2 separate regions of the Homo sapiens genome follow, and region 2 is linked to region 1. Evidence: chromatin contacts called from ENCODE Hi-C or POLR2A ChIA-PET data. All regions are on one chromosome and are shown on one strand. Each heading gives the region's core, a stretch centred on a gene start or an enhancer-like site at or near the end of the contact. The rest is flanking DNA. Distances are from core to core; before and after follow the strand shown. Region 1 holds the start of MED26 (mediator complex subunit 26). Region 2 holds the start of RAB8A (RAB8A, member RAS oncogene family).

What was found. A loop is a pair of places that touch in the nucleus more often than their neighbours do. ChIA-PET counts read pairs that join two places held with the same protein, here RNA polymerase II (POLR2A). Pooled maps may share reads with other maps.
Region 2: a map of CD8-positive, alpha-beta T cell shows a loop between it and region 1 (29-fold over the local background). The contact joins the promoter of RAB8A here to the promoter of MED26 in region 1. A Hi-C loop is called at or near these places in 1 of 168 maps with a recorded cell type or tissue (CD8-positive, alpha-beta T cell), 2 of 37 single-sample maps with no recorded cell type and 8 of 50 pooled maps. POLR2A ChIA-PET finds 5 or more read pairs at or near these places in 1 of 52 experiments (GM12878).

What each region holds. Positions count from the first base shown.
Region 1 is chr19:16,626,607-16,630,591 of GRCh38, forward strand. It overlaps MED26 (mediator complex subunit 26), which reads right to left and starts at 1,598. Exons shown (of 3, transcript NM_004831.5): 1 at 1,266-1,598. The coding sequence starts at 1,337. LOC105372296 (a long non-coding RNA gene) reads left to right here and starts at 1,826. Exons shown (of 2, transcript XR_936361.3): 1 at 1,826-2,642; 2 at 2,753-3,202. RefSeq lists silencers at 1,462-1,521, 1,622-1,881, 2,132-2,211 and enhancers at 1,726-2,657, 2,762-2,811.
Region 2 is chr19:16,109,746-16,113,908 of GRCh38, forward strand. It overlaps RAB8A (RAB8A, member RAS oncogene family), which reads left to right and starts at 2,144. Exons shown (of 8, transcript NM_005370.5): 1 at 2,144-2,280. The coding sequence starts at 2,157. RefSeq lists a silencer at 1,527-2,186.

The sequences.
Region 1 (3,985 bases), core at 348-2,847:
GAATTATTCCCAAAACATCATCAGAGTGAAGCATATTGCTAAGAGTAATCAGCCAAGCTCATGTAAAAATGAAAGCAAAAACCCCTACGGTGAGAGAAACCTGAGTTACCTGGCCAAGCCAAAGATGATATTTTTCTTCCATTCACAGCACATTAAAAAGTGATCTCAATGGCCACTTCCTGGGAAGCAGGGCCTCCCCTCATACCTGGATGCTACTGCATCTTCCTACCGCCCTGCTCCTGCCGCGGGAAGAATGACCCCTACTGCCAAGAAACTCTTGGAGAAAATATGAGAATAGATCAGTCTTCCCCCCCACCCCCCCACCCCCGCAACAACACACACACACACACGGAAGGGGAGGGGGCGGTCCCTCCGCAAACAGTAGCCTCAGCAAAGGGGCACCCGAGGAAGCGACACTCTGGAGTTAACCCCGACAGTCTGGGTCAAAAACCACCAGGCTGAGACCCCCAGGTGAGGGAAAGAGCCTACTGAAACAGAGCTCTTGGGTAAACGGGAGAGAAAAGTCCTCTTTAATTCACTACCTAAAAAATGGAGCTCTGGCTTGGTCAGAGACGCAATGGGTACTGAGGCCCAGAAAGGCAACAGGAAGGATCCCACCCTCCCCGAGATCATCTATCGTCGGCAGCGACCCCAAGAGGGTTTTGGCAAAGGCGTGTCTAGTCACAGAAGGGAGACAGACTCTCCACGTACCCTAGGTACCCGGCCAGGGGCAAAACAGACTGGGGGTTCTCTCCGAAGCCAGGAAGGTGCTGCCAGCCGAGAGGAGGGGGAAGAAGGACTTCCCTGATCACCCAGGAGGCCAAGACATGGGAGACATAGGTTCCCCGAGTCATACCCCGGACACCAGTTGCTTCACAGCCCTTCTCCCTCCCCTTCCCGCTCCGGGAGGGCTTCCCGGGGGTCTCGGGTCCCGGAGGGAGGGCGAGGCAGAGAAGCTTCGTCCAGAGCAGTGAGGGTCGTAGAGCTGGAGCAGAAAGGGAGGAAAAACTCTAGCCTCAGCTCCCCCGTCTGCTTCCTCCGCCCAGGCCGCACGGAAGCCTCGGCCTCACGTACCGAGCGCTGCCGGGCTGCCCGACCTGCCCCCGGCCCGGGCCCGAGAAGCGAGAGGCAGGGATGGCAGCGGCCCTCGAGGGGAGGTGGGCGCCAGACGGGTCCCCCGAAGCCCGGTGGGCGAGGGGTACAGGAGAGGGGGAGGGTCCCGGGCCCATGCGGCCTCCGTCCCAGCTCGCGCGGCGGGTACTTACGTTGCTCTGGGGGTCGATGGCCTGCAGCAGCCGGTCCCTGATCTGCTGCGGAGACGCCGGAGCCGCTGTCATTGCCTGGGCGAGGCGGGGGGTTGCGGCCGGGCCAGCGGGCGGGCGGGCTGAGGCGGGGGACGGGGGTCACTCACTCGCCGGCCTCCGGGAGCCGGAGCCGCATGTTCCCCGCGGCGCCGGGGGGTTGGGGGCGCGCGGGGTGGCGGAGAGGGGAGCCGGGGCCGGGTCTCGGTCCCGGGCCGCCGCCGCCACCAAAGGAGGAGGAGGAGCCGCCGGAGCCGCCGCCGCTCGCTGCCGCCGCCTCGAGAACCAAACTCCAGTGAGCTGCCCCCGCGCGGAGTACTCTGGGTAGTCCGCGCCGCACGCAGCGTCGGCGCCACGCTGAGGAGGTTGGGAGATGGGGCGGGCGGAGACGCCAGGCCTGGGCGGGGCTGCCCGTGTGCCACGCCCCGCGCCTCCGCGCAAGCGCGCGCAGGCGCACTCGTCCGCCCGTGACGCCCCGCCCAGCCGCCCGGCCTAGGCAGCCGTTGGGAGGAGGTTGGGCGGGGCAACGGCCCCCGTCCAGGTCACGGGGCGGGGCTTTCTGACGGAAGCGCGCGCGCAAAGAGTCCTTGAACCCGGACGCTCGCAGCGGCTACCTCGGGGCGGGGAGGGCGGCGGGAAAATCCTTCCTCTGGGAGAGCCTTCCCGGCGCGTGACTGGGGGACGGGAGTCGCAGGCTGAGCAGCTGCCGAGTTTTTTGTGAGGGCGAGGGAACCAGACGTCCACGTTGTGATTCTGCGCGCAGAAGGGTCATCGGAGTCCGGGGGTGTCGCCGCGGCCCCCCCGCCCCTCAGAGGGTGTGGGAATGGGTGTGGTGGCAGGGCGGGGGTCTGCACCGCCACGCGCGACCCCGATCGCGAAAACGTGAGGCGGCAAAGCGCCTCTGGCAGAAGCCGCCCGCCGTAGCTGGGAAAGCCGGAGGTTGCAAATCTGCGTCTACGCGGCGGCTTCTCCACCTCGGCACCACTGGCATTTGGGCGGGATCGCTCTGTCTTCGGGGCGGGTCCCCCGATCTGTCGGAAGTTGAGCGGCATCTCTGGCCTCCGAAGCGCCCCCTCCCCCAATCTGCAGTCATTGCCGCCGTCCCTTGTGGGGGCACAGTCCCCCCGCCCCCCCACCGGCAGAGAACCCCGTGATTGAAAGACCCTTCTACCCGCCTCTGCCTTGAGATTCTGTAAAACTGAGATGCTCATTCTCTTAACCAAACACGTCACAGAGGAGGAAACGGAGGCCCAAGGTCACCTAGACTTCGGGGTTAAGCCCAGAACCGCAGATGTCAAGTTTAAGGGCGCCCCTCCTCCCTCCACCCTGTTTATTGCCTTGGTAATTGCTCCCCTCTCTCTGGGAGCTCTGTTGGAAATGCTCTTGTGAGACGGGATGGAAAGGCAAGCTCGGCGGCCTCGGGAGAAATCTTTTTTTTCCCACTGTTACAGGAAGACCTAGATTTAAAACAGGAGGAAGACAGCTGATGAGAACCACATGTGTGCCTTGGAGCTGCCCGACACCTGTTAGTCTTGTATTTGTTGTGCTTCTGGGAAATATTTTCATTTGCAAAAACGGCTGCTTCTGCACGTGGCTATGGTTGCGTGCTTCTGCACATGTGAAAAGTTTTACATCACACTTGGAGGAGAAAAGAAACACGGGCAAAACACTTGTCATTTACTGCTCCCAACCTCGCCCCTCCCAGAATGCGGTGCATTGTGTACATGGTGTACATGGTCCAAGTTGGAAACTGGCCCATTCGGAGATAATTCTCTCATTTCTGATAAGCAAAATAAGCAAAGCCTTCCTCAGGCATATTCTGGTCTTGCCTCTCTCTTAATTTCTAACTCGGATGTACAGTATCTTTTTTTTTTTTTAATAAAGTATTACATAGGAGGCAATTTATTTTGCATGGGTCAGGTTATTTTAAGAAACATTTGGGCCGGACGTGGTGGCTCAAGCCTGTAATCCCAGCACTTCAGCAGGCGGAGGTGGGCGATCACTTGAGCTCAGGAGTTCGAGACTAGCCTGGCCAACATGGTGAAACCCCATCTCTACTAAAAATACAAAAATTAGCCGGGCATGCTGGCGCGCACTTGTAATCCTGGCTACTAGAGGGGGCTGAGGCAGAAGAATTGCTTGAACCCGGGAGGCGGAGGTTGCAGTGAGCCAAGATCACACCACTGCACTCCAGCCTGGGCAACAGACTCTGTCTCAAACAAAATGTGGGGCCAGCCACGGTGGCTCATGCCTGGTAGCTCATGCCTGTAATCCCAGCACTTTGGGAAGCCGAGGTGGGCAGATCACTTGCGGTCAGGAGTTCGAGACCTGCGTGGCCAAAATAGTGAAACCCCTTCTCTACTGAAAAAACAAAAATTAGCCGGGCATGGTGGCACACACCTGTAATCCCAGCTACTCAGAAGGCTGAGGCACGAGAATTGTTTGAACCCAGAAGGCAGAGGCTGCAGTGAGCTGAGATCACGCCACTGTACTCCAACCTGGGTGACAGAGCAAGACTGTCTTGAAAAATAAACAAACATCTGGAAAGTACTCAACTTACCCACTTTTTAAAAACTAAGAAGCACTGACATGACTTGGTTCCTCAAGGGCACTGGCTCTTTTTGGTATCCCCAGTAGATAGAAAAATAGTATCTGTGGAGTAAGTCAATGAAAAGTTTCATCAA
Region 2 (4,163 bases), core at 894-3,393, 520 kb before region 1:
GGTGCCTCAGCCGCCTGAGTAGCTGGGACTACAGGCGCACATGACCACACCTGCCTAGTTTCTGTATTTTTAGCAGAGATGGTGTTTTACCATGTTGGCCAGGCTGGTCTGGAACTCCTGACCTCAGGTGATCCACCTGCCTTGGCCTCCCAAAGTGCTGGGATTACAGGTGTGAACCACCTCGCCTGGCCAAAAAACTTTTTTTTTTTTGCAGAGATGGAGGTCTTGCTATGTTGCCCAGGCTGGTCTCCACCTCCTGGCCTCCAATGAACCTCCACCTCAGCCTCCCAAAGTGCTGGGATTACAAGCGTGCACCATGACGCCCAGCTAATTTTATTTGTTGTAGAGATGGGGATCTCCCTATCTTGTCCGGGCTGGTCTTGACCTCCTAAGCTCAAGCAATCCTCCTGCCTCCCAAAGTGCTGACTCCCAAAGTGCTGGGATTACAGGCCTGAGCCACCACACCCAGCTGCAAGCCCGATTTTCCAAATGTATCTCTCCTCTGTTTTTCTCTTTCTTTTTTTTTTTTTTTTTTTTTTTGAGACGTAGTCTCATTCTGTCGCCCAGACTGGAGTGCAGTGGCGCGATCTCGGTTCACTGCAGGCTCCGCCTCCCGGGTTCACACCATTCTCCTGCCTCAGCCTCCCGAGTAGCTGGGACTACAGGCGCCCGCCACTACTCCCGGGTAATTTTTTGTGTTTTTAGTAGAGACGGGGTTTCACCGCGTTAGCCAGGATGGTCTCGATCTCCTGACCTCCTGATCCGCCCGCCTCGGCCTCCCAAAGTGCGGGATTACAGGCCTGAGCCACCGCGCCCAGCCTTTTTTTCTTTTGATAGGGTCTTGCTCTGTCGCCCAGGCCGAATTGCAGTGGGGCGATCACGGCTTACTGCACCCTCAACCTCCTGGCTTCCCAAAGCACTGGGATCACAGACGGGAGCCAACGCCCCGGCCAGTTTTTTCAACGTTGAGAGCCCTGGCCCCTAGATAGGACCCAGCATCCTCACTGCTCTAACCCCTCCCCCCCCACCATCCCCGGGCTGGCCCGGACAACCCCTAAGGTGGCCGAGGGCGGGCCCTGAGGAGGCCGGCGCGCGCTTCCGGGCACAGCTTGTGGCGGTGAAGCCGCTCAGATGGCGGAGGCCTTGGGTATCTCTAAGCAGATCGCTAGGCCGCAGACCTCGGAGCTCGTCTTGGGTCACTTTTATTTATTTTTTTTGAGACGGAGTCTCTCTCTGTCGCCCACGCTGCAGTGCAATGGCGCGATCTCGGCTCACTGCAAGCTCCGCCTCCCAGATTCAAGCAATTCTCTGCCTCAGCCTCCCGAGTGGCTGGGATTACAGGCGCCCGCCACCACGCCCGGCTAATTTTTGTATTTTTAGTAGAAACGGGGTTTCACCATCTTGGCCAGGCTGGTCTTGAACTCCTGACCTCGTGATCCACGCGCCTCGGCTTCCCAAAGTGTGGGAATTAAAGGCGTGAACCACCGCGTCCGGCTTGGGTCACTTTTCGAGTATACAGCTCCTCCTCTCTCCTTCCTCCCTAGGCCCCCACTGCCCCGACTCGCAGGCCGCAGACAAGGCTGAGAGCGCTACCTTGCTTTCCCGCGCTCGCCTCGGTGCCTACTGCGCCTGCGCGAGCTGTGAGGGCGGGACCCAGAGACACCCGCCCCAACTACTGGCGTGCGCCCTCTGCTGTCGCCTAACGGAACTCCGGGCGCGCGTGCGCACGCACCCCAAGCCACGCCCCGCCAGGCTGCCGGCGCGCGAGCGGTTGGCGCCGCTCCCTGCCTTCCCTCTCCTACAGTGGGGCGGGGCCGGGCCGCCCGAGTCGGGGGTGGAAGGCGGGGGCCACATAATGCCACGCCCCCGCCTCGTCCCCATTTGAAGCCCCGCGACTCTTCACTGCTGGTCAATCAGAGCCCGTGCTCTCCCTAGTGCCGGCCAATGGGAGGTGCGCTCGGGCTGCTTCCGGCTCCGCGCTCCGCTCGCCCCCTCCCAAGGTCTCCCCGCGACTGGCGGGACGCAGGGGCGGGCGTCGGCCGCGGTGACGCGCAGCGGGCCTGGAGCCAATAAGGGGCGGGCTCGGTGCTGATGGACGGTGCTGGTGGCCAGTGGAGAGGCGCTGGCCGCACTTCCCGTCGGGGAGAGAGTGTAATATGGCGAAGACCTACGATTACCTGTTCAAGCTGCTGCTGATCGGGGACTCGGGGGTGGGGAAGACCTGTGTCCTGTTCCGCTTCTCCGAGGACGCCTTCAACTCCACTTTTATCTCCACCATAGGTAACGGGACCGGGGAATGGCTGGGGGCGCCGGAGGCCCGGGCTGGGCGCGCCCCTGAGGGGCTGGGGCTGAGGGATCTACAGGGCTGGACGGGCCGAGGGCGCTGAGAGGGTCGAGGGGGCCTAAAGGGAGAAGAGCAGTCGCCTGCACCGCCGTTCGGGGGTTCCTGGGCCGTGGTGGGGGAGACCAGGTGCCCATTTTGCAGATAGGGAGACTGAGGCTCCGACCCTCAGCCCGCTCGTTAGGGCGTGTTATGTCTTGGGCTGGGGTCTTCGCGCCCGTCCTCTCGATCTGTCCTAGCAGCAGCCCTCGAAGCGGTTCTTTTGAGGCTCTTGCCTTACAGAAGTGGAAACTGAGTCATGGGGAATTGGCCATGGGAAAAAGACAGTGGCATCTCACCTTAATGAGCATTTACTATGTGCCAAGTGCTTCACGTGCATTTTCACACTCTTCAGTTCTTGGTGTTAAGTGCTGTTATGAGCCCGTCTGACAAGATGAGGAATCTGAGGCTCAGGGAGGGCATGGAACTTGCCCAAGGCCACACAGTCTGCACGTGGTGAGAATGGGATTTGATGGAATTTGAACCTGGCTGTGTCTCAACCCAAAACTCGAGGCTTAGCTCTCCTAGAGAGATGCCACTGCACACTCCCAGCTGATGACAAGCTCAGCTAATGCACCTTGGAGCCGGGACTCTAACCCACACCATTCCTGCTCTTTTCTCTGGAGCGTTCAGAGGTTGAGCCCCTCTCCCTGACCATGCTTCCCCTCATAAGCGTATTTTCCTCTAGAAGGAATGATAAGAAGAGTCAGGACCTTTTCCCTGCCCACCTTTCATCCTGCTCCAGGAATGACAGCAATGGCAAGTGACAGCACTGCCTGCCCTGGGACCTGTCATCCCCAAGAAGATGCAAGATAAAAGCCTCAGCGAGAAACTAAATCAGCCACTGCCACAGACAGCCTTGACTTCCCTATCAAAGGGCCCAAGACTCCAGCTGTCACTTTAGAACAGCTTTTCCTGTAGGGCCAGCCCACATTGTGGTTGAACAGAATTGGCTTGGTGCATCTCAGTTGTGATGTCCACAGAAGTGGAGCTGACCTCTCTCAGTGCCACAAAAGCAGTCCTGGCCCACAATGAAAAGGTTTGACCCAGGAGTAACACCTATTTGAGTGGCTTGTGAGCTCTGTAGCCCTGCTAGGGATGGGGAAAGTGGGGGAACGGTCACTAAGTCCAGGAGTTTATTCCGACTCAAGAAAACCTAGGGAATGGCCTTTGCTTTACTGTGTCACTTTGACAGAATCGTGTTATCTCCCTGAACCCCAAGATAATGTGCTAATTCCATTCTTGCCCTCCTCCAGGAGCTATGCTTTATTTATTTTATTTTATTTTATTTTTTGAGACGGAGTCTAGCTCTTTTGCCCAGGCTGGAATCCAGCGGCAGGATCTCGGGTCACTACAACCTCTGCCTCCCGGGTTCAAGCAATTCTCCTGCCTCAGCCTCCCTAGTAGCTGGGATTATAGGCACCCGCCACCACGTCCAGCTAATTTTTGTATTTTTAGTAAATACAGGGTTTCACTGTGTTGGTCAGGCTGGTCTCGAACTCCTGACCTTGTGATCTGCCTGCCTTGGCATCCCAAAGTGCTGGGATTACAAGCATGAGCCACCGCACCCAGCGGAGCTGTGCTTTATAAAACAGTTATATGCCAGATGTAAAATAGAGAGAATTGACTGGAAATCATTACGTCTGGTTTCCAGTTGCTGTTTGCCCTTGAATGTGCACTACCCCTCTCTGAGCCCTGCTGTCTTTAGAGCAGGAGTGACACTGTCTGCCCAGCCTAGTGCCCTGGTGGTTGAGGATTAGAATTAGACAATAAGGGGTTGTCA